Linked DNA regions of Mus musculus: all the other regions are linked to region 2. Evidence: chromatin contacts called from ENCODE Hi-C or POLR2A ChIA-PET data. All regions are on one chromosome and are shown on one strand. The core of a region is the stretch at or near the end of the contact, and the rest is flanking DNA. Distances in the headings are between cores, read along the strand shown.

Region 1 (2,913 bases), core at 119-2,618, 96 kb before region 2:
AAAGATGTAAATGAAGGAATTCTGCTGTTTGCATTAGGAATACTTTTTTCTCCATATTATTTTTTTTCACAATATTTTCAAAAATGGAAGCGTTTAGAGCCAGCAAGATGCTCACCAGATAAAGATTCTTGTTTCCAAAACTCACAACCTGGGTATAGTATTGCACACCAGTACTAGGGAAGCAGAGGCAGATAGATCTCTGTGAGACCAAGGTTAGCCTGGTCTACAGAGTGAGTTTCAGGACACCCATAGCTACATAGTGAGACCTTGACTCATTCACTCACATACACATACACCATACACACATAGTGGAAATTTACAATCCACTGTGGCAAACACATAATAAATATATAAATGTAATTAAAACATTGAAGTCTTGAGAAAAAGATTTGGGTAAACTGATTTGAAAACATTAAATAAAGTAACAATTGGCCGGGCAGTGGTGGCGCACGCCTTTAATACCAGCACTCAGGAGGCAGAGGCAGCCTGAGTTCGAGGCCAGCCTGGTCTACAGAGTGAGTTCCAGGACAGCCAGGGCTATACAGAGAAACCCTGTCTCAAAAAACCAAAAAAAAAAAAAAAGAAAAGTAACAATTGATAATCCTCATCATAACCATGTGATCTGACATTATAGCATGCTTAGATGAGCTCCAATGTGTAGAAGAATCAAGAGGGAAACAGCACAGCTACAGTTTATAACTTAAGAGTCTAACAGCCCAGTACAATCTCAAAGTGTTTGCTACTTGATGTTAGCCACTTCAACGTTAGTCTTGCATGTTTTTAATCAATCTTCGAATAATCTGCAAAGTGAAGACATCTAATAAAAAATTTGAAATTAATAGTAATAAATTTAGAAGCTAAATCCATAGAGGCTGTAAACTATTAGAGAGGAAGAAGTCCTGTGATCAAATGTGAAAATTGCACTCATGACTGCAGAGTGTTCTTTTGCATTTCAACAAGCTTAAGGATTGAATGTTTCCAGCTACAGAAATAGACTGAACGTCACTCCTCATCATGTCCAGCTCACAGCCACTGCCCAGTTTGCCCTCTACAGCGTCCCTTAGAAATGAAAGGCCCCTTGTTCTCTTCTCCACCCAATGTAACATCCAAACATTTTAAATGGAACCTCACAAAACACTATTTCTTCAGTTGTTTAAAGCCGCACTATACTCTTTAGATGAATGTCCTACTCCAAGACAGGCCTCTGTAGGAAATGTACTAGTTAGGTAACATAGCAGCACTCACACTATACAGATGGCTGTGACCTATTTTTAGATGGGGAGAATATGTTCTAGGTAAGAATAGATAACCTAGAGAGTAGGGGCCAAGTAGTGTGACTGAAGTGACAGCCAGCACTCGCCAGTCTCCTTCTGGCCTTTGCTGCTCTCCCCGGGCTTGCCTTCTACCATTGCTTTTGTCAGTTAATTTCCTCATCTTTAAGGCACACGAGGGCCACCAATTTCATGCTGCACATGAAAAAAAATAATAGAACAGAATCTCAAATTCCTTTGTTAAGAGACTCAAAATAGATTTTTTTTTTAAATTACATATTAAAACTATAGCCAATGGGACCGGCTATACTAATTTTCACTACATTTAAATCCTACACCATTCAATCTAAATAAAAGCCATACAAAAATTGTCTTGACATCTGCCTCGCAGATTATACTTAAGATATCAAGTATGCACTTAAGATATATCTTATAATAGACTATGAACATTTACACATATCAGGATATTTCAATCGACAAGAGAAGCGTCAATAACTCATATCTACACAGCAGTAAAAGAAATGTATGTATTTTGAAGACGTTATCTAACAATTAGTTGTTGGGCAGATGCAGTAGACACTAGGGATAAGTTATTCAGCATGAGTAAAATGGTCTTTACTTAATGATGTCTAGAAAGAAGATATTGGCAATAAAAAAGTAGAAGCTGTTTCTGAGTGGACAAAGTAGTAAGTGTTTGTACACTGACATCTGCCAGCTATCCTCCACAAACCACAGGAACATGCACTGAGAATAAAGTTGTGCAAATGTCAGGACTTCAACTTTACTGAAGACAGAGAACACCACAAGCATCAGAGATTGTAACAGTGTCTGCAGGTCTGTTTCTGGGTCACAGAGAGAGTGTGGGGCTGGCACAGAGAAAGACCTCTGCGACTGCCTAACCCTAAAACAAGAGCTGGGCTGGACAGAACAGATCTGCATTTGAGGGATAACCCCATGAAACTTGTGAGGCAGTCTTGCAAAGCCTCTTCAGAAGAGAATAAAAGACAAGGAGTCTCTAGGAACAACGAAGGGCAAACGAAACAAGACAAAAAGTTAAGCTCTTGTTATATAAAGGAAAATTAAAACAGTGAAACACACACAACCTATCTCCTACTGCTCCTCGGAAGAGGGTGTTTTGAACTATGAGTTTATAAATCACCTTAAACTGTCATTCTGTCCACAAAAATGCAAAGATACAGGACTCATTTATAAGCACAATCAATAGAAAATACTAAAAACTCAGTAAAACGAAAAAAATTCTTGAAACCAACTATGAAGCAGAAAAAATTCTTAATATAATATTCCATGTTGAATTAAAGTTTATATAAAATTATTCAAAAAGGAGCTTGAATTGTGCACCCAAAACTAGGGACACAAGGTTGGCCAGATGGCTCAAGGGGTTAGGAACACTTGGCTGCTCTTCCAGAGGACGTGGGTTTAGTTCCTAGCACACACATGGCAGCTGACAGAGTAGGTAACTCCAGTTCCAGAATATTCAATGCTTTCTTCTGGCCTTCGAGGGTACTACAATGTGATACAAAGGCAGAACATGAAGGCAAAACACCCATAAACAAAATAAAAAATCTAAAAAAAATTGAGCAATAACAAAAATAAGGATGCTACAAAAATACATTGAAAAATG
Region 2 (2,860 bases), core at 246-2,745:
GAAATAACTTCCAAGGAATTTTCTCCGTCTGTTATTTTGCAGTTGCTTTTCCACCCCCGAGATCTTTTCCGGAGGCAACTCAACAAGGCAGACAATTCAGTTAGTTCTTGTCGGTAAAATGATTTCACTCGCGCTGACACCAAAATGTTCAAACATTTGGAATTTGAAAAGGTTGCGCGGAGAATATAGCACTTAACTATTCCACAAAATTAAGCGTACGTGTAGAAAAAACGCAAAAGCCAGCTTCAGCAAGTCTGATAAAAAATGAGTTCGCTGGTCATTTCGCTCACGTCTTCCACGACACTCAGGCAGCCAGGTTACTCGGCCTTTTTGGGCTAAGGCGGTGGGTTCAAATTTCACCACACCAGGTCCCTGGGGGTGGAGCGTGCAACCCAACGCGACGTGCACTTGAATAAAAATCCTACAGGCAGCAATGCTACTGCCTCCCTTACGTTTAAAAAAAAAAATTATATAGAAGAAATCTCGAAGTGCAAACCCCAGCCGCTCCCGATGTGCACGGCACACCACATTGGAATCTGTCCTTTGAATGTTCGTCCTCCTAAGACTCGGAGCAGAGAGGAGGTGGAGAGCAGGCAGAGAAGGCTGGGAAGGATCGATTCGTTTTCCCGAGGAGCAGCAGCGGAGCCATTTCCAGGCTGGCAGCTAGCTGGGGGCGCAGCCGCCGGGGAGCAGCGCAGGGGCCCGAGCCCACCTCCTTTGGCTTCCCGGCCCCCGCCGAGCACAATGGAGCCCCGCTCGCGGCCGCCCCCTCTTCCCGCCTCTCCTCGCAGCACCCGCGGCCTCGGGCTCCCGACGGCGGAGAATGAATGAATCAGAGAACCCAACCCCGCGCGGTCCCCTGCACCCAGCCCCCAAGCTCCCGGCGGCCGCGCGCTGAGGCGAGAGGCTGGCGGCTCGTCCGAGGCACGGCAGCCGCGGCTCGTGCCCCCACCCCGGCTCGTCTCTCCCGCTCCGCGCCGCCTCACATTCCCGGGGCTGCCGCTGCCTCCTTACACTCCCCTCAGCGGCTGACTCCGTCGGCCCGGGCGGCCTGGCGCCCGTCGCTGCCTCTGACTCCACGGAGCGGGCTCCGAACCGAGCGCAGCCGAGGGCGCCGCTTCCCGGTCCGCGCCGCCGGCGTGAGACGAGCACGGCAGCGGAGCAGGAGAGGGGGCGGGGCGGGGCGGGGCGGGGCGGAGAGCGCGGCCCTCCCGGCTCGAGGGGCGGAGCGCTGCCGCCGCCGCAGGCCGGCGGAGGAGGTGGGGCGCGGCGGAGGCGGGGCCCGGGCTCGGACCGGGGCGCTGAGGAACAACACCGGAGGGGATGAGCTGGCCGGTCCGTCGGTCCGTCCCTTTTTCCTTCCCCTCCCCTAGCGGCCGGCGGCGGACGGGCAGTGCGCTCGGCTCCTGCGCTGGCTCTGGGCCGCCACGGCCTCGTCCGCTCCGCACGCCGGGTGCTCGCGCTGTGTCTCCATCCTCCCCGCAGAAGGACCTTTAAATAGCAACGTCAGCGCGCTCCTCTCCGCACATACGTCACCCTCCGCTCACGTCAGCTTGTGCGGGGGATGATGTCACGCGGCCGGAAGTACTGCTAAATTAGGGAAAGAGCTGGGGGAGGCGGGCTGAGCGAGCTGCTCCGGGCCCACCTGCTCCCGGTTCTCTCGCTTCTCCTTAAAGGCCAAGGCGCCGGAGACAGTCTGAGGAGAGCTCGGAGAAGGAAGCGGCGGGAGGAGGTTTCCTTGGCACAAATGTGCCATATGCGAATGAATCACTCATAGCAACAGTGCCGAAGTGTCGCCGGTAAAGTCCTGTCTCCCTCTCCCACTGGGTTTGCAGCAGCATCCCCGGGCTGTTCACATCCCAACCTGCAGGGAATCGTGGGAGGGAGAGTGATCACTGCTGGTAGACTCGGGGAAAACCACCGTTAATTTTAGGAATCCTAAATACCATTCTGAACATAGTCAACTTTTAAGCTTTCTCCCCTCCTAAAGGCGTGCGTTTTAACTTAAAAAAAAAAAAAAAAAAAAAAAAAAAGAGTAGAGTTAGGAGCAAACCTCTTGTTACAAAGGATAGTAATTAAAGCAGAATGAGATTTCCAAATGTTCTAAATGTTGCAGTTCGCTGCATAGCCATGGTTCTGCAAGGCATAATGAGTCAAATTCATTAAAGTAAACTTAGTTCCCTCAGATAATTACCCTTCTACAGCATCGCAAGTGCCAACGAATCACCTTAGGTCTGACTTACCAAGGATATGAATTACAGTCTGGAAACAAAGTCCTACTTTATTAACACAAACATACGTTTGGGTTCCTGATTATTTTGAATCTTGTAAGCACAATAGCTCTCGAGTATATTTTCATTTTTTTTAATGTGGCAAGGATGACTAGCCGTCTATAAATTTATAGCTGCATATGTGAAATTGTGTTTTTAAAGTCATGAAGTTTTAAAATGGCCCTGTGTTGTTAAGGGCCTTTTATTGGTTAGACTCACAGAATGAGTTTTGCTTTTATTCCATTTAACTTGACAATTGTGGTTCAGAAATAGAAGTGCTGCACCCTGCTAAAGGCCATTAGTACTTCAGTTACTCCAAAGAGTCAGTGACCACATTTTACAAACTAAACTCATTTGACATGAAACATGAAACTCACTTCATTCAAAACCTGAAGTGACCCGAGAAATCCAGGACATGATATTATTACAAAATCATTAAATTGTCCTTAGAAGAATAGTACATCAATGCCAATGCAGTTCAAAAGAAAGTCAGCTAAAATTCTATAGATCATGCCAGGAGTGGTGGGTTTTGTTTTGCCTTGTTTGATTAAGATCTTGAACACCTGGGCTCTCTTCCCTAATCCCTCCTA
Region 3 (2,937 bases), core at 433-2,932, 110 kb after region 2:
CACTGCACTGAAATTTCTGAAGCCATGAGCCAACTGAAACCTTTCTATCAGATATTTTGGTTAGAGTGAGGAGAAAATTCATAAATACAGTCTCCCTTTTAAAATGCACATGAATACTATCCACCATAAAGCTGGAATACCTGCATTATGCTCAGAAAGAACGTACTTCAGAGTAATAATAACAGCAAAAAGTAGGTCAGTTTACAATGTAGATCTTTCCATAACAATAAAAACTTTCTCTGGCGGGTGATAAATAAGGGCAGTAGCAGCTGACAGACAGAAAAGAAATAGAGAATGAGCCATAATTATAGCCATATTTCAGTACTTTTTCAGTGCTGGGTATTGAACCCAGAGACTCATACATGATAGGCTGACATTTTTGTTTGTTTGTTTTAGGTTTTTCGAGATAAGGTTTCTCTGTGTAGCCCTGGCTGTCCTGGAACTCACTCTGTAGCCCAGGCTGGCCTTGAACTCAGAAATCCGCCTGCCTCTGCCTCCCAAGTGCTGGGATTAAAGGCGTGCACCACCACACCTGTCTTGGCCCTAGCCTTCTTATATGCCCTTTTTATGCCCGAAAAGACAAGCAAGACAGGAAACCAGAGCCATGTTGAAGATCAACTTAACTGACATTTATAAAATACTCTACACAATAACTGAACATACTTTATTACCAAAGCACAATTAACATTTACCACATCAGATGATACTCGGAAGCACGTGACAAGTTTTTTAAAAAATTATTTAAATGATTCAAATATAATTTATAAAGACTTTGCAAGTCAAGTGAAACGAAAACTCTTTATCGAAATAAGTGGGATTCAGTTAAGTTATTATTCATATAGTAAGTTATCAAACGACTCTAAGTATTATCACAGAAATGACCTCAGTTTGTGAATTAAGGTAGAAAAATTAAAAATTGAATAACTATTGAGTTCGAGGCCAGCCTGGTCTACAAAGTGAGTTCCAGGACAGCCAGGGCTATACAGAGAAACCCTGTCCCGACAAAACAAAAACAAAACAAAAACAAAAAAACAACCAAACTAAAAACAATGGGGGAAAAAAACCCAGAATAAATAACAAGAAAACCAAAAAGCAGTAAACAAATCATTACTTTCGGGATTGGGAACGGTCAGATTCTACGGGGACAAAACAGGGCTATTGTTTACAGATATTCATCAATAAATCAAGCAGTTTAGACAGTTTCACCAGATACTAAAGTTCTCTCAATGAGAAACAATGGTGGGTATTTGTTAGACAAGTGAGTGCGAGCTAGGGCAGGGTAATGTGTGGGTGGTTTTGGGGGCCTTAGAGGCATGATTTTGTCTCCAAGAAACTGTTTTTGTTTGTTTGTTGTTGAGGAGAACATCACCCACGATTTCATACTGATCTTTCCAGCAATGGGAAGGTTGGTTTTGGATATCTCCTGGAAGGCCCTCCATGGACAGAACAGGCCTCCTGGAAATGGCCAGCGGCACGTAACTTAGGAGGCGGCGCCAGCGGAGCGGGGTGGCCTACTGCCCTGCGGAAGGGCCGGGCTGTACCTTCCCTCGCCACCATCTCAGCAGCCGCCGCAGACTCCCTGGCTGGACCAGGGTGGGGCTGTGCGCCTGCGCAGCTCAGCAAACGCGCTCTCCAGTGTCGGCTGCCGGAAGTCTGACCTTTCGCTCCCGCTGATGATTCCTTTCCGGGGTCACGTTGATCTTCCGGGTCCTGTGACAGGGTTGTCTACGCCGCCTTTTCGGCGACTTTTTAGTCTTCCGCCTTTTTTTTTTTTTCCTCCCCCACCCCCCTTTCTTTTTGTTGTCGCCACCCCCAGCCTTCCACGGCCGCGCGGGCCTGGCCTTAGGCTCGTGACTCTCCGCCGCCCTGCCCGCCCGAGCTGGGCCTCGCTGCGCCGGGCCGCTGGCTGCTCCTACCTCTGCCTGCTCGGGCGGCAGCTCCGGCCTGGGAGCGTGTTGGCGGGCAGTGCCGCTGGGCCCCGCTCGGCCCTTCGGCGTGGACGCCGGTGAGTTTCAGGGCTTCGGTGGGGATGCACGAGTGCAGGCCCCGGTCCCCGGCCGGGCGCGTGAAACTTGGCTGAGACTGGCGCTGTGTTTTGCGCGGGAGAGCCTGGCGCTCCCCCGGAGCTCCCTGGATTAGGGGCGTTCCCAGGCCGCCGGACTTTGGGAAGAATGTTGGCCTTTCTCTGATCTGTCTTCTCGCTAGTTCTCATGTCGCCTCCCGCCCTCTCCTCACTCCCTAGACCGAAAGAGTAAGACTGTCTTGATACTCCCTCTTGGAGTTCCAAAAGGCAGTGGAGACCCAAGGTAAATGTCTAAATTAACGAACTCTTGTGGAAGGCATTTATCTCTGAGACAATTAAACAGCATGGAGTCATCTCAGTCAGGTCAGGACTGGCTGATGGTCGAATTCACTTTTCCTAGTCATATTTGTGGTTGGGCTCTCCTTTCTTTAACTGCTTAAGAACACAAGGGGCAATGTGTTTCCTGGTATCTGTGATTTAAGTTTCTTGTTTTGCCCTATTTGAGCGTTGTTTAAAGTAATTAGTTTGTTGATAAGAGGAAGAGGAAAAATTGTGCAGGTCAAACAGGATTGGAAATTTAACGTGTTTAGCGTATGGTTTTTGTGAAGTCACACTACCATCATAGTACATAGTTTAGTACTATAGGGCTTTGCTGTGTTAACAGCTATTAACACGGTTAATCTGTACTGATTAGTAACCTGTAATAGAAACACTGGTTGGTGTGAATTGCCCCAATTGTATGTGTTCGAGAAATACACAGACTCTGTGAAACTCTTAGATGGAATTTAATTTTTAATAAAAAGAATGCTCTGTTCAGAGCCTGAAGGTGGTTTTGACAGTGCATGCTGAGCAGGATCTGGGAGTTACACTTGTGTTGTAGAACAAAGAACTGATCCAAGACACTTAGAGTGCAC

What was found. A loop is a pair of places that touch in the nucleus more often than their neighbours do. ChIA-PET counts read pairs that join two places held with the same protein, here RNA polymerase II (POLR2A).
Region 1: a loop to region 2 is called in a map of gastrocnemius, with 11 times the contacts of the local background. The contact joins the enhancer-like site here to the promoter of Homer1 in region 2. A Hi-C loop is called at or near these places in 7 of 37 maps with a recorded cell type or tissue (gastrocnemius, heart and left cerebral cortex).
Region 3: a map of left cerebral cortex shows a loop between it and region 2 (5-fold over the local background). The contact joins the promoter of Tent2 here to the promoter of Homer1 in region 2. A Hi-C loop is called at or near these places in 14 of 37 maps with a recorded cell type or tissue (T-helper 1 cell, heart, left cerebral cortex and 1 more). POLR2A ChIA-PET finds 5 or more read pairs at or near these places in 4 of 5 experiments (Patski and embryonic stem cell).

Annotation. Positions count from the first base shown.
Region 1 is chr13:93,398,222-93,401,134 of GRCm38, reverse strand. The region is part of intron 9 of Homer1 (homer scaffolding protein 1); the gene reads right to left. Among named protein-coding and RNA genes, the nearest start is that of Gm6109, 49 kb to the left of the region's middle. Within about 2 kb of position 1,368, at least 3 of the 3 ENCODE cell types and tissues checked have a DNase peak (open chromatin) inside an H3K27ac peak, as active enhancers do; they include gastrocnemius, heart and left cerebral cortex, where a contact is called at or near this core.
Region 2 is chr13:93,302,392-93,305,251 of GRCm38, reverse strand. Homer1 (homer scaffolding protein 1) reads right to left here and starts at 1,495. Exons shown (of 10, transcript NM_147176.4): 1 at 1-1,495.
Region 3 is chr13:93,191,162-93,194,098 of GRCm38, reverse strand. Tent2 (terminal nucleotidyltransferase 2) reads left to right here and starts at 1,682. Exons shown (of 15, transcript NM_133905.3): 1 at 1,682-2,005.